Regions from separate parts of the Mus musculus genome. Here regions 1, 3 and 4 are each linked to region 2. The links are chromatin loops, found by intact Hi-C in ENCODE. Cell type or tissue: heart. All regions are shown on one strand. Region 1 overlaps Gmds (GDP-mannose 4, 6-dehydratase). Region 2 has its middle 100 kb from the start of Mylk4. Region 3 overlaps Gmds (GDP-mannose 4, 6-dehydratase). Region 4 overlaps Gmds (GDP-mannose 4, 6-dehydratase).

Region 1 (5,000 bases), 450 kb after region 2:
ACCACCTCCCTAAGATGGAGTGTCAAAGCAGAAAAGACTCAATTCAGACAGTCTGATGTTATGTGAGAGGTGTGTTTTAGAATGTGGACTTCTTCCTCTTCCTTTATATGTGAGGCGTTTTGAGATATTTTTCTTCAAAATTGTTTGCTGTTTTAGGAGCTTGGTACTTTGATTAGGAAAAAGGCCAATCTTCATATAGATATAATCTTTAAGCTGTGCAGTGTACGTCAGGATAAAACCAGTATGCCCTTTAGCTGTGTGAGTTATGCATTGTCAGACAGTGCTCTCATTTGTGGTATGGTGATTGTAAAGATCTGCTGTACTTACCACCAATAAAGACCAGTTGTTGGTCTGTGGCCATTCTGTGTCATAAAGACCAGTGTCTAGTATGTAGTCATTGCCAGGTCAATGCCAGCTGTTGGTACAATCTAGGCGATCCATACTTTCCAAAGATGAATGGCACTAACCATCCCTGGGAGCCATCCTCCTCCAAGAACAATTTAGATACTGGAGAATTTGAAATCCAGTGGTGTGGATCACCTATCTTCTTAATAAATAACGAAATAAAAAACCCCACACTTCCATGTTTTAGCACCTAATTTGAATTCAACATTTTGAAGTCAAACCATCTTTACTTTGATATTGTGAAAACTTGAAATTTTGACTGAGGCATGAGCTTTGTATGTTAAATCATCCTCTTCCACTTAAGTACTTAGCTGTCCTGAGCTAGAATAATTAATTACAATTCTGATTAAGTTTATATAAAGGTCACTTGGCTTATTTATTTTCTCAGTTTGCTTTTCTAATTCACATCCTCTTTTCTTCCCCAATCTTGAAAAAGGACCTATTTTCTTTCTGTACAGAAAAAGCTGCTAATCTTAAATTCTTAACTAGATTATGAAGTTTGCACACATTTTGGCTTGTCTTAATGTTTGTATTTCACCTGCCTTAGAAGCAGACAGACTCAGCTTTCATTAGTTCTTAGAATAATACCTGCTGTCATGGATTAAGTATTTGGCAAGTCTTTCTTCCCTTCTACACACATGCCAAAAGTTGGGAGTGAGTGGAAATTAAAACATTTTTTTTTCACCAGAGAAAAACAAAACAAGAAGTAGTGCTTATTGATTGTCTTTGTAGATGTGACAGTAAATTTGTTGCTTATATTTGATTGAACTTGGTGTCCAAGTCTGTTAAGATTGTACAGTATTCTTTATCAAAGCCTTTCAAGTTGTTATATTTAGGGCATTTCTCTGTGTGCTTTTGCCTATTGGAATATGTGATTTTTCTAGAATTCAGTAATCAAGAGAAGGCTGCCCAAATAATAACTATATTTTAATTATCACATAAGTTGCAATTTTAGATCAAAGTAAAATGTTTACTGAATACAGTAGAACACTTATATTGGAGAAATCTGTATATTAGAAGTACCTTTGATTTAATACCAAGTTTCCTATGCATTAATAAAATGTGAAATTGTCCCTTATTTAATAATATTCATTAATAGTATGGATTGGTGTAACTTGCAATTCATTATAAGTTTAATAATGCATTTTAATTTAATGCTTCTTCAGTTTTATGTTTGCCTTCTAAAATGTCAGTGAAGTTTGCAACATTTCTTTCCTAAGGTATTTTCTTATTTACCAACTTTTCTTGAGTTTTGTTTTTTTGGAAAATGGTGTTACATGCTTTTCTTTTGACAAAAACAGCTAACTAGCGGAAGTGTTAATTGTGGGTGTGCTGTGTCTTTAGCAGAAGTCAGTTTCTTGTGTATGCCATATGAAACAGCGATGACATTTCTTCCTGTTTGAAAGAAGGCCTTATGTGCTTATAATTCCCCTTCGCACTTGGAATGTTTGAGTCATGCCAGGGATTAATTTTGGGTTAAAATAGACAGAAAACGATTGAGTTAAAATATAGAAGTGTATTCAGCTGCAAACAAATCTACCCAACATTAGAAGGAACACTTCTAAAATAAGTCAAGGATTAAAACTGCCACCAGTGCAACTGGAACCTGGGCAGTTGGTGACATAAGCTGATGTTAGCGTTGGCAGCACAGAGGGAGAAATCTTGACACAAGGAGGAAGTGGGACCAAGTGTGGAGCAATTTCTCTCATGTGTCAGACACACACAGTAGTCTTTTCTTTAGTATCAGACAGGTATGCCTTGCTGTACAGTGACTTTATCCCTTCACACTGACCAGGGCCATGTCAAGATTTTATTTTTTTACGTTTTTTTTTTAACCTTTGAATCTTTTGTGTCTTAAACTTAGTAATATAAAAATCTCCTTCTTAATCTTTATAGTCTATCTTTCTAACTTTTCCATACAGGTGCACAACAGCAATTGCTCTCTGATTTTATCTATACTTCCAGAAAGTGATATAATTTGACGTAGCACTGAGAACTTGGGGAAACTGTGGAAACTTTATGCTCGCTGTTAAACAGTTTTTAAAAAAGCGGTTTTACAGCTGCAGCCTCAAGTTTGTCTTCATTTTCAAATCAGAGATAGGCTTGCCATCAGTGTGACCGAGTATGCTTAGAAGACAAGTCTGAGCATTTGTAACTGCATGAAGCCTTGTAGTTGTCTAATCACTTACATTTCGATTGACAGTAGAAACCCTGGATCAAGTCAGAAGCAGTGTGCTCCTAGCACACAGGCAGTGGCTGGGCAGAAACTAAACTCTGGAACTCTTTCTCATAATTTACAAATTTCATCTAAAAGTACTACTGTTTATAGTTTTTCTAGAGCTTTTCATTAGCAAATGAACTTCTGAGTTGTTTGTTAATCCTCATTTTATATTTTTAATTTTCTTTTTTTCTTTTTATACTTAAAACTCAGGTCCATGGAATAGTACGGCGATCTAGTTCATTTAATACAGGTCGAATTGAACATTTATATAAGAATCCTCAGGCTCATATTGAAGGAAGTAAGTAATTTTTTTTCTAATTTTTTTCTGTTGCTTCCTATTTTTAAGATAATTTCAAATCTCAGTACTCTCAGCCCATCTGGTCACAGTTATTCACCCAGGAATGACTGCAGCTGAACTGAGCAGTGGAAACCTGCTCTATAGCTGCCCTCAGCTTAGTGCCATCTTGGTTGGTTCTTAGGGTAGCATTGTGTAGACAGCTTTCAGAGAGCAGTGGAAGGCATCACTCTCATCAGCTTTCTTCAGGTCAGGTGTTCCTGCTTCTTCAAGTAATAGCAGTTCTGTATTAAAATAGCACTTTTTTGTTTCTATATTTGGTTCAGTTTGGATCTTTGTACATTGATAATTTTTTTGAAGATTTATTCATATGGCTTATTCTAAGAGTTTTAAAGATTTTTTTTAAAATTAAAATTTAAAAATATTACCTAAAAAAGTTTGTAAAATCTGTTTTGATCACATTCTTTCCCTTCTCCCAGGTCCTCCCCACCTCTCTACCCACATAACTTTATATACATTTAATTTTTAAAATAATTCTTGAAGATACTTTTAAATCTCGATGATAACTCAAATGATACCAACATTGCTTTAGAGATCAATATCAGCATTTAGTGGCTTTCTTACTTTTGTTGCTATTAATTTGTTTGTGCAGAACAGTATCACTTAGCATACTACATTATTTTCTCATTTGATCTCCTTACTCCGGTGGTTAAAGAGAATATTTTGTATATGAGGAAATAGAGACACAGAAATATTGTGACTTAATTATCAGATGCCATGATAAGGACAGCGCTCAGCCTCAGGCACAAGGCTTTTCAATCTATGTGTTGCTTAGTGTTTTTGGCTAGCAAGGGTGATACAGTGAGATTGTTACCCCAAAGTGATTTAGACTTTATGCCTAACAAGAGACAAAGGTTAGGTTACTTTTAGATATTGATATCATCAGGAAGGTGACCCAGATATCCACAGAAAAGGTTTTTCACCTAATGGTTAAGTTACACAGTATATCTTTTTAGAACTTACTATATGCTGAATAAATTTGGAGTTTTTTTTTTTTAGATTTTAATAAAATGGCTTATAAAAAAGATCAGATAATCACTTAGAATTTATAATGTTTCATATATATATTAAATAATTTTGTACACAAACCATTTTCATGGTGAGGATTTTTTTTCATTTTTAGCATTATATTATGAGTACTTCAAAGATTTTGAATCATATCACATGTAATTTCAGATTAGAAATGCTCAATATATAATATATATATATTTTTTGTATAAAATGATGCCACCATTGGATCTAGGTGTAGACCAAGCTAGCAAGCCGGTCACATTTTTAGACTAATGAAGTCAGTGCAAGTTAGCCTCAGCACAGTAGTTTGGCTAGATTGGTTGTACCTTGAACAGTTATGTTACTACCATAGTCGTTTTATAGCCAGCTTAAGGACTTAATCTGTAAGGCACTTAAAAATCACATGATGGTTTATGGGCAAAGTTTCGCCAAAAGGGCTATCCTTTCTATCATGAGTGTGCTGTGTACAATACTCTTTAGGGAGTATTGTACATTATTCCAGGGTCATATTTGTCTGCATCTCACTTTTAAATAGTACATCTTTTAACTACTTACAGCCCTGTGATAATTGTCTAACATCCTCGGGATATTATAATTTTTGAACAAGTGTATTTGAGTTTCCTATTATTATAAATCCACACAGTAACCTTTCTATATTATATGTTTCTTAAAGATAAGTCATATTCTGGTACTCAATGATCAAATACGATGTTTCAGTTTTCATCTTGTTGGAAGGAGTTGGTACACAAGGCAGGATTTTGCTAAGTTGTTCTGGTTAAATACTGAGATTTCAGGGATGGGGAATCACGTCTGGGAACATTTCCAGTTTGTTCTTCATTTTCATACTTGAGTAATATGGGTTTTGTTTTTGTTGTTTCTGATTTTTTTTCTAAATCTTAAAGACATGAAGTTGCACTATGGTGACCTCACTGACAGCACCTGCCTAGTGAAAATCATCAATGAAGTCAAGCCTACAGAGATCTATAATCTTGGAGCCCAGAGCCATGT
Region 2 (5,000 bases):
AGCTGGCTTTCAGGAGATCATGACTAACTGCGCCCACTACGACGCATTGCGTTCTGTTCCGAGGCACCGAGACGAGACACTGCCATTTTGTAAAGCTCCTAGGAAGAGTGTCACATCAGTCAGAAGCAGGCAGCCAAGCCACCTCAAGGTGGATGTGATCAAGAAACAGAAAATCCCAAGTTTGATCAAGGGCAGGAGAATACAGAGTTCTCTGCTTTGTCAAATTTTGATGTGAGAAACAGCCTGGCAGTTCTACTAAACAGATACAGAATTGGATGTAGGGTCTTGAACAGACATCTCTACTTATCCCCATCACAGTGTTATTTACACTAGATTAAGCAGGAGAGCGATCAGTGTCTACTGACAGGTAAATGGACGGGCATCAGTGGGGTATGATTCAGTCTCAAGTAGGAAAGAAATTGTGGTGCTTGCTATCTCGAAGAAGTTGATGACTTAGTGCTACACAAAATACACCAGTCATGAGGGGGCAAGTGCTGTCACCCCACTTCAGAGTGGTCAGATCCACAAGGACAGAATGCAGAACGCTAGATGAACACGTGAGGTTTCCAGGAGCTAGATAGCAGCAGTGGTTGCACATCAGTAGGAATGTTTATCTGACATGGTTCCAGCTGCATATGTAGCGGAGGATGGCCTTGTCATGCATGTATCAATGGGAAGAAAGGTCCTTGGTCCTATGAAGGCTTGATTGATGTCCCAGTATAGGGGAATCGAGGGCAGGGGAGGCGGGAGTGGGTGGGTGGGTGGAGGAGCATCCTCAGAGAAGCAGGGAGAGGGAGGATGGGATAGGGGGTTTCCAGGAGTAGGGGGAACTGGGAAAGGGGATAACATTTGAAATGTAAATAAAGAAAATATCCAATAAAAAAGAAAAAAAAAGAATGCTCATCTGGATGGTGACTGGCTCTAAAACTGGGTGGGCAATTTTATATTAGGTACATTTTGCTACCATTACAAAAACAAGATGCCCGTTAAAGCAGTGGACACTCGTTTCCATGGTAGAGGAGCCACACTCGCCCCCCTCCATTTCACTCTGGGCCATCACTTGCCAGGTCCACAGTGGGGAGAGGCTGAGATTGCAGAGCATAGTGTGGCATTCACACACATTCCTTGTTGTGTTCATTTAGAATTTCTTTCTTTTTCTGGGTTGCATTATTCGTTATTTCATTCCAAACCATCACTTGTCTGGGTCTGGAGAGATGACTCAGTGGTTGAGAGCACTTGCTGCTCTTGCAGAGGATGCTTGCTCAGTCCCCAGCATCCATGTGGTGGCTCCCAGCTGTTTGTAACTCCTGGTTTCCCTGAGTAACAGGCACACATGTGGTACGTAGTTATACGTGTAAACAAAATCCTTATGCCTATAAAACACAAATAATAAATCTTTAAAAATTAACCAAAAATGAAGCATCACTTGTTTTCAAGAGCAACTCTTTTACTGATCGGGCAAATATATCCCACGCAAGAAAATGCCCAACCACAATGAGGCCTTGCTGGCTTTTTGGGTTTTGTTTTGAGATAGACCTCATGTTGTCCAGACTGGCCTTGAACTCTCTGTGTAGCTCTGGGTCCTCAGATTTCCATGTCCAGATTGCTGGTGGGGCAAGCCTTCGCCAATGGCCTTAGCTCTGGTGCTTTGTCACTGATATACAGTATTTTTTTTCTAATTTGCAGAAGTTGGTTCTCACAAAGCTGTTCCTTTGGAAGAAACTACAAGCACTTAAAAAATAAAATAAAACAAAACACTGCCCTTCTTTTCCATGAAAAGCTGGTAGAATGAGAATCAGTAATCTGTTCGTTTATGGAGACAGAGAGTTAAGTATCTAGGATTATACTGCCTGGAGTGAAAAAATAACAAAAGGAATATGCTGCTCTGGACTCCAGTCCTCCACCCAACTCCCAAGCACACAGCAGGTTTTTTCCCACCCTAAACTGGAGGAGTTTACACCGAGCCATTGGAACTTTAAAGGGCCAGCCTGGGAAAAGAGGCTTCATCACACTTACACATTTGCTCACCACTGACGGTTCTCACAGGGGAGAGTAGTGAAGCCCGGTTTCTGGTTCCTGGAGAGCCTAAATTATGAGTTTATAGATGGAGTACACAATGTGAAAACTAGACATAAAAACGTAATAAAATAAAGGAAAGGAAACACATTCTAAAACAATTGAATATTTACATGAGTTTTTTCTTCTTTGAGTCTTTGTAACCTCAGGGCCTCATGGGGAATTCCTTACATTGTTCAATTATGGTTTCTTTGGGATTAGTGGGAAACGTTAGTGAGAGCCCCCCCCCCCCCCCCACGTCCAGCCTGCAACCTATGGCTGTCTTACTCAAGTAGACCACCAGAGGGCAATGTTGTCATTCACTAGCACGCTGCGCCCCACCCCATGGGACTCACAAGCTCTTTCCAGCCTCTAGTGCTTATAATACTTCGTGTTATTATTTTTTTATTTTAAAAGCGCTATTCCTCAGCAGATTCCTCTTCCCCTCCCTGTTCCCAGTTGCTTCAGAGAACCTCGCAGAAGTAAGCACAAGTAAGAGGTACAAACCACTCAAAGGATAGGGTGGTGGACTGACGGGTGTGCTCAAAGGGGTATAGGGAAAAAACATGGAGGCACAAGACCTGACCAGAGCATGGAGTCTTCCTCACCAAGCAGGAAAAATAATTGTGTTCAGTGGGGTGCCTGCACGAACGTATTTTCATAAGAGGAAAGATCAACTTTGAACGTTAACAACCTATGCACTCCCTGGTAGCCAAGGCATTCTGGGCCAGAATCAGCCCTGGCATTCGGTCCAGCCCTGTTTCTGGCTTCAAACTATTGTGTTCTTAAAATTTAAAAACAAGACCAGCGTATTGAAATTTTTCTCTCTACTACAAAATTGTAAGAGGTGGTGGGGAAGGTGACCAGGAATAGTTGACAGCACAATAAAACACTAATGGGTTCCTGCGGTGTTATGTCAGAAAAGACAACTGAGACCCCAGAGAACTAAGATTAGCCAGAGGGTGTAGAACGGGTGTCTGTGTATCCCTCTCCTTCACTGGGGTCTGGGTATGGATGACACCCCGCTGAGGCTCCCCATTCCTTATCTGAAGACAGGAAAGCTGTCCAAGGAGACCTGTCACCAGCTAGCTTGTCAACTTTCTAACAATTGGATTCCGAAGAATGGAAGGTAGGGGCGTGTCAGAGAGAAAAAAAAAAAAAGAACAAAGGACTTTGCCGTGGGCAGAGAGCTCGGCCTTGTGTATGGCTGAGCTGGCGTTTCCGTGGTGGGCCCAGGTTTCGGTTGTGTAACCACCAGCCAACCGTCATCCCTCAACAATGAAGGCCTGGTGAGGGCTAGCTAGCCTATTTTTGTCTCACGAATTTGTGGACTCCATTCAAAAGGTCTGTGGTGCCAAGTCAAAGTGAAGACAGGTTTGACTCACAGCCACCTGGCTCTGGCCTTGGTGGGTGGCATTGGCAGGGAAAGATGGCCCGGAGTGGCATGCGGGGGTATGCACTTGTGACTCAGGTTGGTGCACATTCTAAAACCTGGATGTGTGGCAAGAACATTCTCTGTCCGTTCCCATAGCCTCCCTGACGCCCTCGCAACCCATGTCAGAGCATTGGAAAGTAGGGACAAACTTTCCTGGGGTTTGTCTACCCTGACAGGAGCAAGTGTGTGGAAAGTGAGTCTCTCTGATGACTTGGGGTGTTTAAAAGCAATTTGTTTAAAGCCTTCACCACTTTCTGAGTCTGCTTCTAGATGTCTGGAATATAAATCATTGAGTTTACATTTCAGATAATCAGAGGAGATAAGTACTATTGCACCCATTCTGTAGATGTGGAAACTGAGGTCCTCAATAGTTCTCTGACTCATGCAGGTCACAGCTGATGGGAATAGTTTTGGAATCTGAAGTCAGACTTCAGATTTAGAACCTTGTGTTCCTCCCCTCTTATTTTCATGTTTTCTTCCTATTTAAAAAAAAATACTTCATAGATTTGATAAAATAAAGCAACAACTCAAATGCCATCCTCTGGGGCTATTCAGGGATGAAGAATGACTGTGCTGGTAATCCCAGTGGTTGGGAGACTGGGGTAGAAGATTGGGAGTTCAAAGACAGCTCTGGCCTCAAGATAGATAGATAGATAGATAGATAGATAGATAGATAGATAGATAGATAGATAGATAGATAGATAGATAGATAGAGTGGGTGGGTAGATGGATGGATGGATGGATGGATGGATGGATGGATGGATGGATGGATAGGTAGGTGGGAAGACAGGCAGACAGATGGGAAGAAAGACAGAAAGACACAAATATAAGAAGAAGGAAAAAAAGACTAGGCAAAGTTTCATCAGTTACAATAACAAACAGCGCCACACTCCCAGCCAATCTGAAGTGTCCCTTCTCCTTTCTGAAACGCCAGTAAACAACCCCACAGGCATCTGAGGGCAGAGCTGAGTGATTTTACAATACTTGGCACCTAGAGCCTCAGTGAGCATGGCTTTGTTTTTACTGTTGAGCAAAATCTGTTGTGTTCCGATTGATTTCCTTTTCTGAGTCAGAGCAGAGACTCGCACTATGACTTGGCTGTGGAATATTCATGAGGTCCTAGTGGAAGAGGCTGTGATTTGATTTTAATGCACGTTGACTAATGGCTTAATAATCCTGAAGAGAACTGACAGAGCCCTGATAATAGAAGAAGAATTTGGGTTGCAAGATCTGAAGACATTGATATCCAGGGAGGTCAGAAGATTAAAGATGAGATAGTGACTTCTAGGCATTGCATGTCAGGATGAGAGCTTGCTGCAGAGCAAACGCATCCTGAGGTCTCACTTATATAATAAAGGGGTCCTTGCTGTGATGCACACCTACCCTTCCTGCATTCAGACATAATGGAGGCAGAAGGATCAGAAGTTGAGCATCAACTAGGAATGTAACAAGTTCAAGGCCAATCTAGGCTTTGGGAGACTCTGTCTCCATAAGCCAAAATAAATAAATA
Region 3 (5,000 bases), 370 kb after region 2:
TTTGAGAGGATGGTAAATTGTCAACATGCAAATGTTCATATGCATTCTATTTAAATCCTGGAGGAAGGCCTTCAACTGCAACTTCCCCAAGCAGAAAATAACTAAAATTAGAGCCACATAAGATGTCAGTAGTTGAGGTATTGCTGTATAATTGAATCCATATGCTTTGAGAAGCCGAGCTTGGGCGGGCAGGCCTTTTCTTTATCACTCAGAAAATGTCACCTCTAGTTGGCTTTTTAATCAATTGAATTACAGAAAATGGCAACACAGGTTCTCAATGAAAACTAAGTAGGCACTATAACATTAACCTCCACATAGCTTCACTATACTTATTTAATAGAATTTGCTACATTATAATTCAAAAGGGATGGGTTAAATTATTCCCATTGTTGAAACATCAGTTAGATTTTAGGTGATTTTACTGGGAAAAGTGACAGGGAAGTTACAGTTTTTGAATGTCTATGTATTAGCGTTTACAGGAGAACTTAACTGTGGTTTAGTTCCCTTTTGGTTACCTAAATGAAGTCATGAACCTGGTAGCCCCCTTTAAAAACATAGAATAAATATTTCCTGGGACTTTAAAATTCTATAGTGGTTTTCTAGACTAATTTTCTTATTCTACAGCATGGATTATTGTGGGATGCTAACATGAAAGCACTTTTCCTTTCCAGTCTGTCATGTCTCTTGGGAGCTTTACAACTTTTCCCATTACAGTTTTGGTGGTGGTGGGTCTCACTAGAGAGGATAGAGTTGTTTATTTGAGAATATATATAATATATATTATTATATTAAATAATATATGTATATTTGAAAAACATACCAGACAGATAATTACTATTGAATTGACCTTGTTTAAAATTAAAATGCAAATTAAAGTACCCAACTGGGGAATCAGTTATTCAAATTATGAGCTTATGGGGGACATTTTATATTAAACCTTAATATGAGGACCCAGGAGAAAGCCACCTATGCCGTATCATGGCGTAATCATGTTGCTTTCTATCTCTCTTTGGAATGATAAAACCTCTCTCGAATATCCTTCAGTGACTTCCTTTCTTATTTCAGTAGTACATACGAGCAACCTGGCCTTTTCTAACACATCCATTTCAGTCACTCCTTGGCGGGAGCTGGGAGCTGGACTGGGGAAGAGTGGTTAGACACAGTGGGGATTTTTTGGACAGCCTCACAGTCACAAACCCTGGCTAAGAGTTTGTGTAGCAATAACTATATTTCTCAAGCATGTTCCCTGTGTCAGGCTGCATTCTAAGTTCCTTGTTAGAGTAAACTTCATTTAATCTTTTCCCTACTGTACTAGGGTAGGTGCAGAAACAGGCGAGTAGAAGTGACTTTGACTAGCTTTGAACCACAGACCTAGGATTCCAACCCTGAGCTTGTTTACATCCCCAAAATGCAGCCCATAGAAAATAGCAAGGATGCTAAATTAGTAGGTAGAAAACTCAGTTATGTGAAACTCCTGTTACTTTATAGTATACAAGAGTGATTGCCTTTCCACTGATTACATGACATACTTGGCTGTAATGCTATGTTTTCTTGTGTTACTGGGTTATTGGGCTTTTGTGTTTTGACTTCATGAGGATGGCTTATGCTGGTAGCGTGGACTGAAGCTCTGAGATCTGTGATCACTTGTTTTCTCTGAAGTCACTTGAAGTGCATTAAATACTGTGATAATTGTGTAAATAATGTGATGTTCAAGGTGGGGGTTTTCCCAGACTTTTTTGTTTGTTTGTTTGTTTTTTTGATTTTTTGAGACAGGGTTTCTCTGTGTAGCCCTGTCTGTCCTGGAACTCACTTTGTAGACCAGGCTGGCCTCGAACTCAGAAATCCGCCTGCCTCTGCCTCCCAAGTGCTGGGATTAAAGGCATGGGCCACCACGCCCGGCTTTTCCCAGACTTTTAGTTTACTGTGTTCTTAAAACAAACAAACAAACAAACAAACAAAAAAACCCACCTATCCTGTTTTTAGAAGTTTTAGTAAATGCATGCTTCATATTTCTAAATTGTTTTTTTCTTTCTTTTATAACAATTGTATTTATTCTTTCTTTCTCCTTAAGTGTGTGTGTGTGCGAACACATGCACATGTGCACATGTATGCAGTATGTATATGTTCTGTGATACCACACAACTTGTGCACAGGCCACAGGACAACCTTCAGGAGCCAGTTCTGCTTCTCTTCTGACTCCATTTGCCATGCCTAATGAAGTTTTTCATAAATTTAATCTTTTAATCATGTGATAATATTGTGTGTGTGAAGTATGTATTAGATACCAAATGCGAATCATGTCTTTTATTCTGTTCCTTAGTACCTGCAACCTTTCAGATTGCTTATGTGTTGACACCAGCAGTTGTGAAACAGATGACTAATGGACAGCTCTCTGCTGTGTAGGACTGCTCCCCCTAGAGGGGGAAGATGTGCAAGCCAGACAGACAGTCAAAAATAGGTGGAAACAAACCGTCATGTCTTGTTCGGTGGCTCTGAGTTTTGATTTCCTTTACTTGTAGCATCTTCTTTCATGTAGCCCCCTGGCTCACTGTGTGGCTACCAGTGTTCCTTTATGGTTACAAAAAGAAAAAAACAGAAGCCTTCCTGTCATATACGTGCTCTAGATGTCTGCTATCATTTAAAATGCAAAGTGAAAATTAAAACAAATATCAAGACTAGAAAATCATACAAGATATGAATATTGAGTTGTATTATTTTTTAAATATTTTCTATAATGAACTGGTAATCAGTTGGTGAAAGAGGAACACTATTAATCGTTTTGGAGATGAAAGTCTAAAATAGTGATCTCGGAGCAATAGCAGTGGCTTCTTCAGTAAGCTTAGGATAAAGGTGAGTAAGATTCCCACTCTTGCCTTGGCTGCTGGCTCAGGTAAGCACTGTTGCTAGCATCCAGCTGCTGGGTCATTAACAGCAGCAGACAGCCTCACCACAATACTTATACCTCCATCTCTCCCTAACTTAGGAAGGGGGATAGTGAGTTTTCTGATGCATGTTTTATAATTTTCTTACTGTAGTCTAGGTTTAAGGATTCAGTGAGACTTAACAACAGTGTGCAGGTTTTACTTAAAGAATTGTAAAGCATGGTCTATAATTAGAGCTTTTGTGTTTCCACATCTTGGAATACTGTTTTCTAGTATGTTTTTCATTTCCCTTTGGGCAGCAGAGCTGTATCAATTTTGTTCCCATAAATTCATGCCAGAATATTTTGATAAATATATAGAGAGCTCCTTCTAAGCATCCAAGGACTAAAAATCCAAGGACTGAAATTCACCATTATCACCTCTGTGTTGTCCTGTAAGGTCATAGGAAAGCTGTATAGACACCATGCATGGTACTCTATGGCTAGAATGGCTGTTAAGTGTGTGCATTGGGAATAGTAGCTTGTATTTAAAGCTTGGCCACTGATTTGGTAATTATTTTTGATTGAGTTATTTAAACTTTCTTTGTGTGTTTTGTCATCTCTGAGATCTGGGCTACTGATAGCTGTTAAGCTAACCCTGTTATTAATTTTTGATGCCCTGGAGACAGAACTGATTTCCTGAAAACGGAGTCCTTAATGATCTGGCGAAGGGAGTGTCTGTCTTTCTTGCCTCACCTCTAGTGCCCAAACATTTTGCATGCCTGGACTAGTCCTGCCTCATAACATAGACAAGCACATATGTATTCAACTTCCTGGTTATTCAGATCCTATTTAATTAATTACTTAAATATTATATTTATGCATAGGTATGTGTGTCTATGTGTCTGTGTGCTGGTTATGAGTGGATGAACATGTATGATACTAGAAAAGGGTGCTGGGCCCCCCAGAGCTAGAGTTATAGGCAGTTTGAGCTACCCAAACTAGGTGCCAGGTCATTTGGGAGAATAGCAAGCATTCCTAACCACTGATCTATCTTTCCAGCCCTTGAAATCCTATTTTTTAAAAAAAATAGTATCCATTTTTTATCTCCCTTGAGGAATTTATTGGTGTAATAACACCCCTGTAGTCCTTAGAAAATTGCCTTTATCTTGTAGTCTTTCCAGAAGAGCCTTCCAATGGGTAGGACTTCTCTTTAGAGGGGAAACAGGTCTGTATGTGGGACTTGGTTTTATTTTATACTATGATGATATATTAAAGGCTCTTGGGGATATATTTATTCCTCCAACAAATATTTATTGGGCATTTGCTAGATGTTAGAAATGGTTCCAGGAATAATGGTGGCAAATCAAGGGATAGTTTAAATGTAAAATAAAATTTGTAAGTTTTAGCTCAGTATTTTATTTTCCTTGTGGCATGGACAACCAGTGAGTTGTTTACTGTTCTGGTTAGCATTACTATTGCTGTGCTGAAACACCATGATCAAAAAAAGGGTTTATTTCCCTTGCAGTTCCATAAATAGTTCATCACCAAAAGCAGTGAGGGCAGGAACTCACCCAGGGCAGGAACCTGGAGGCAGGAGCTGATGCAGAGGCCATGGAGGGGTGCTGCTTACTGGCTTGCTTTATATGGCTTGCTCAGCCTACTTTCTTGTAGAATCCAGGACCACGAGTCCAGGGATGGCACCATCCACTATGGGCTGGGCACTCCCCCACTGATCACTAATTAAGAAAATGCTCTAGCTGGGCATGGTGGCCTATAATCCCAGCACTCGGGAGGCAGAGTCAGGCAGATTTCTGAGTTCAAGGCCAGCCTGGTCTACAAAGTGAGTTCCAGGACAGTCAGGGCTATACAGAGAAACCCTGTCTCGAAAAACCAAAAAAGAAAAAAGAAAATGCTCTGCAGGCTTGCATACAGTCAGAAATTATGGAGGCATTTTCTTAATTGAGGCTTTTTTTCCCTCTCAGCTGAGGTGACTTCAGCTTATGTCAAGTTGTCCATCACACTTACTGTTTATCTTTTCTTCACTGTAAGCACAATTACTATATTATTACTTTTATCATATCATCATCAATCATTATTATTTGGAGATCTGATCATACGTGGTTAAAAGATGACATTT
Region 4 (5,000 bases), 380 kb after region 2:
TGATGACCCAAATTTAATCCCTGGATTAAGTGGTGAAAGCAGAGAACCTGGCTTCTCCATGCAAGTTATTCATTCTCATTCTCTCTCTCTCTCTCTCTCTCTCTCTCTCACACACACACACACACACACACACACACACAGAGAGAGACAGAGAGAGAGAGAGAGAGAGAGAGAGAGAGAGAGAGAGAGAGAGAGAGAGAGAGAGAGAGAAGATGTATAGAAAACCAAGAGCTTTAAAGATATGAAGAGATTCAGCTTTGTGAATGAGGATACTGGCTTCTCACCAGTGTTTGGATCTTTGTAGGGAAAGCAAACCCGTTATCAAGCCTGAGTTTATTACTTCGCCTTTCTGCCCCTGTTCTTTGTATGTAGTCCCAGATATGAGGTTATAGACAGGGCACGAATGGCTAGGAAGGCTGACTCTGTGCAGCACTTCTCTGATAAATGACACTGTTTTCCTTTGAACCCAGGCCTTCTGATTCTGGTGTGTGTTATCTTCTACCTGTATTTGTGTTGTTTCTGGATCACACCTTGAGGAGAAAGTGCCTTCCATCTTTATAGGTGACAGTACTTGGCTATTCATACTGTCTTTTAGACTTTACAACAGCTCTGCCATTGATCTCCTAATGCTGGCTGTGTCAAGGGGCACCTGCAATTAGGAAATTCGACAAAAATACAGCCTTGCCATCCTGTTTAGAGTGCTTCCAGGAAGTAGGATACTTAGGTTTTCCGTGGGGTAAATGTCAAGTGTCCATCACACATTTGATATGCCTACACCAAAGCCAGAGCTTCTCTAGCAACAGTGTTCCCTTGTGAAGTGGAACAGTGTAGAGCCAAGCAGGTCTTTTACTGGAAATGTCTTCATTTTTATAGACCTGGCCCCTGAAGTGGTCAGGTTTAGCAACTTTGGAGACCACACAGGGAGTAGGGCTGTGAGAACAGCTGGCAACAAAGCCCCCTCCTACCAGCCAAATGGTCTTTCCCTGAAACTGTCTACTTTCCTCAGGAAACGAGTCTTTTAATAGCAGTCTACCCTGCACTGAGGACCTGGGCTAGGGTATGAATAGAGAGGCATCCTTTGAAGCCTTCTTTCCATTCAGCATTTCCACTCAATGAGCTATGTGGTCTTTGAATCTCTGGGATGAGTCAGGAATGTGGCATGCTTTGAGAGGAGCCTGGAGGGAAGCCTTTGGCATCTGTGTCTGGTACACATCCCAGTACATCCAGAGGTGGGAGTAGAGCTTATAATGGTTATGTGAGCTTCCTAATTGCATTTCTTTAATGTGGAGTTTATTGATTCTACACTGAAGAGGAATGAGGGAGTTGTAGGAGGCTAGAGACTGCTATAGACTTCACCTACTTAATAGTTCAAAGGCTTACCTTATCCTTGGCTTTTTAAAAGACTTTTTTGAGCATATATTAATTATATGCACTAGTAGGCTTCATTATGGCATTTTCATAATGTACATAATGTATGTCAATCATATTGACCCATTATCATGTCTCCTTTCCTACTCCTAGTCCATTCCTTTTCCTAGTTATCTATCTTATTTCATGTTGTGTATTTGTTTCTGTGTTGTGTGTATTGTGTGTGTGAGAGGGAGAGGGAGAGGGAGAGGGAGAGAAATTGATTCTTGCTATACTACCTAGACGAGTCTTTAGCTTTTGGACTCAGGTAATCTTCCTGCCTTTGCCTGTCTTAGTAGTTGTGGCTACAGGCAAATGTCCCTGTGCCCCACAATGAAAGATCAGTGCACTATCTACTTTTGTGTTGCTGACAGGACCATGATCGTTTAGAAGTTAAATTAGCCTTTTCCTGAACTTCCTGGAACTAGGCAAGAAGCAAATTCCACAGGAAATCATAAGCTGCTACTTATATTTTTATTAAGAAGATTTTCTAAAACACTTATTGAGTTGGTTTGGATTTATGTTGAGAAAATATAACACAACTTGGAGATGCCTAGAGTGGGTTTTTGGGGAATGTGTTTCCTACTTAGTGGTGCACTTTTAGTGCGTCGGCATGGTGTTGGGGCTTGCGGTGCTCACCCTCACTGACTTTTGGGAACAATCTTCCTTGGGTGGTAGGCACTGAAGGCGTCATGCTGTATGCACAGGACCCAGTGTTTACCGTGTTATAGGAAAACAGGCCACCAGGTGGCTCCAGTATATAGTGTCTGCTGTGTTTAGTCCTCATTAAGTTTTGCTTAAAGTTGCTGTGCTTCAGATAGGGCATTTGATATGATATGAGCCATTGTCGGAGTTTATTTGCATTTCCACATATTCTTAGAATGCTGCAGCAGAATCATCACTACAGCTTTGAGTCATCACTGACTGACATTTACAAGGTTTTGACACAGACACCTCTGTGAGAATAATACAGCAGACTGACTTTTTTTTGGCTGAGATAAATAATAATCTTGGAATGTCCTGACAGTTAACATATTTATGACTTATTTTGACCTTTAATTTCCACATTTGCAGATAAAACAAATAAATAATATTTTTTCCTTTTTCCCTTTACTTCTTTTTGTAGTATTGGGGTTTGCTCCCAGAGCCTCATGCGCATGATATGGGCAAGCACTGTCTCATTGAGCTACATCTCTAGCCCTAGGTGTGCCTTTTCAATGCAAATTATGAGGTGGTTTATACTGTATTATTTCTCTACGTGCCTTCTTTAGAAAATAAAGAAGGTACACTATAGCTAGGAAATTAACATGTCAGTTTTATAGATTTAATATTCTCTCTTAAAAATCAAGTAGTTATTCATGCCATGGAAAGTTTCCATATAGCTTTCCACTTATGTCAGGAGAAAGTCTGAAAATATGTTTTTACTCTGTTTTAGCATATGTATACATTAAAGTTCAAGTATGCTACCCAAGTTCAAGTATACTCCCCTTAGCAGTCCAAGACATCATAGTTTTGGTTTTAATACTTTTTATTTCTTAACTTCAGAATCCCTGGAATTAAATTTTCTTTTGGTAAACTTAAAGCATATTGGAAAGTAACATACCTCAAAAGTTTAATGTCCACTTTCCTGTTTATTTAGGTCACAATTTTTAGGCAGAGTCATTAGGCTTTATCACTTCTGTTACAGAATAGGAAAAGTCTGTTTTCTTTGTATAAAATATAGGTTGGTTTTTTTTTTTTTTTTTTTTTTGCAGAAAGGTCTTTCCTATCAATTTCATATAAGTACATTTATCTTAGAAAAGAAACCAAGGTCTTTACTGATGTTATTAAAAATAATGTTTTCTTTTGCTTTATGGTAAAAGTTGATAATTCCAATGACAGTTTAAGAAGTGACTGTGGCTAACAGCATGATGTTTATTAAATATAGCTACTGTGCTTGGCAGAAATAGTGTTACTGAGTCTGAACGTATTTATATATTCAGTTAACTATGCTAATGTCTCTCTTTTATGCATGGTTAGTCAAGTACTAACTAAGAAACTGAAACAATGGATCTTTGTTAGGGTCTTTATATTTGCCAGGGGAATTAATGTGGTTTTAAAGAACTCCTCTGTTCATACTATATAAAGGAAGCTGTTTGAATTTTCCCCTTTCTTCGTGATTAGGAAAACACAACAACCAAAATATATATTTGTGGTAGCTCTTTTCAAACCTAGGGACCCTGGGTTGGCTTGCATATGGAACCATTTTGCTACAGTGATAAAGGGATTAGGCTGCAGAATGTTGATTAATAAAGAGGAGAATAAAAATCATAGAAAATGGTTTAAGGTACAATTTATTGTTATTATGTTTGTTTATCAGGTTTAAACTACAAGTTTGTGTGTGTTTTATTAAACTGTTCAGAGTGGGGTGTAGCTCAGTTCTTATATAGCATGTGAGAGGTGCTGGGTCTGACCCCACGGGACAGATGTCAACAGTGACAGTGCTGTATTAGGAACTAATTTGGATCTTTAAGAATGATGAGGTTGTTTTCCACAACTTAAAAGTCTCACATATGTGAAGGGTTTTTTTTTTTGCATTTTAATGTCATTTCTTGTATTAAAATTCTTTATAGTTTTTGTTGGTATGTTGCTTCAGAGATTACTGTGAATTTAAAATGTAATATTTGAACTAAAAGAGAATTGAGATGTGCAGTGTATAGAGGGGCCTTGATTGGCAGATCCTCCTCCTCCTCCTCAGTCCAAACTGCTGACAGCACTGATTAGGTCAGGGTTTCCCAGGACATGGGAACCAAGTAACTTGATTTGTATCATGACAAATTAAGAAAGACAGGTGATATTTATAATGGTCCCCCCCTCCCCGAACTTAAACTAAGCTTCCATTCTGGTGTTCAGGGGCCCATTTTGTGGGAATTTGCCAGTTTTCTGGTTAGGGAGTGAAATTTGTAGCGTGTAATAATTTCTTTTCTGAGCTGTGGATTGAACTCAGGGCCTTGTACTCTCTAGGCAAGTGCTCTACCACCGAGCTGAACCCCAAACCCCTAGATAATTTCCTTTAACTGCACATAACTTTTTAAAAAGCCTTTTTAATATTTCTATTAACAACAAAAAGTGAAACAAATTTCTTGGTCTGGAGCACTTGCAATTCATGCACTGAGGGCAGTGTGTTGCCACTGGAACATTTGGTAATGTGCTTGAAGGCTGGTGGCTCTTCTTCTAGCAGTAGTGGTATGTCGGTGGTGTTATAACTTTTCTAAAAAACATACTTTTATGTGTATGAATGCTTTGCCTGAATGGATGTATGTGCACTATGTGCCTTCCTGGTGCCTACAGAGGCTAGAAGAGTGTGTTAGATTCCCTGGAGTTGGAATTACTGATGGGGTAAGCCACCATGTGGGTACTGGGAATTAACCCAAGTTCTTTGCAAGAGAAACACGTGTTCTTAACTGCTGGGTCATTTCTTCAGCCTGTGTCATCATTTTTGAGATGGTCAAATTTGTAATAAAATATTTCTTACCTTTTTCTTTAAAGTCACACACTTTGCAATTCATATTTCATGTCTATATAAAAATCAAGTTAGTGTCTATTCTCAGACA

What was found. Peaks named below come from ENCODE experiments on the same cell type or tissue, not always from the same donor. Only the 100,000 strongest peaks of a DNase experiment are listed, where the experiment ranks them.
Region 1: it touches region 2 in a loop (4-fold over the local background); 7 of 42 quality-filtered maps call a loop at or near these places.
Region 3: it touches region 2 in a loop (9-fold over the local background); 9 of 42 quality-filtered maps call a loop at or near these places.
Region 4: a loop joins it to region 2, with 3 times the contacts of the local background. A loop is called at or near these places in 2 of 42 quality-filtered maps.

The regions. Positions count from the first base shown.
Region 1 is chr13:32,225,139-32,230,138 of GRCm38, reverse strand. It overlaps Gmds (GDP-mannose 4, 6-dehydratase), which reads left to right. Exons shown (of 11, transcript NM_146041.2): 3 at 2,837-2,924; 4 at 4,895-5,000. Among named protein-coding and RNA genes, the nearest start is that of Gm52055, 6.6 kb to the left of the region's middle. In heart, no CTCF peak of the experiment used is centred here; no DNase peak of the experiment used is centred here.
Region 2 is chr13:32,678,709-32,683,708 of GRCm38, reverse strand. No RefSeq gene overlaps it. Among named protein-coding and RNA genes, the nearest start is that of Mylk4, 100 kb to the left of the region's middle. In heart, CTCF peaks have their summits at 2,187 and 2,386 (motif pointing right); DNase peaks (open chromatin) are centred at 2,388 and 3,338; H3K4me3 peaks cover 193 bases; H3K27ac peaks cover 384 bases; H3K27me3 peaks cover 125 bases.
Region 3 is chr13:32,310,266-32,315,265 of GRCm38, reverse strand. All of the region lies in intron 1 of Gmds (GDP-mannose 4, 6-dehydratase), which reads left to right. Among named protein-coding and RNA genes, the nearest start is that of Gmds, 26 kb to the left of the region's middle. In heart, a CTCF peak has its summit at 2,418; no DNase peak of the experiment used is centred here.
Region 4 is chr13:32,294,812-32,299,811 of GRCm38, reverse strand. The region is part of intron 1 of Gmds (GDP-mannose 4, 6-dehydratase); the gene reads left to right. Among named protein-coding and RNA genes, the nearest start is that of Gmds, 41 kb to the left of the region's middle. In heart, a CTCF peak has its summit at 2,150 (motif pointing right); a DNase peak (open chromatin) is centred at 2,121.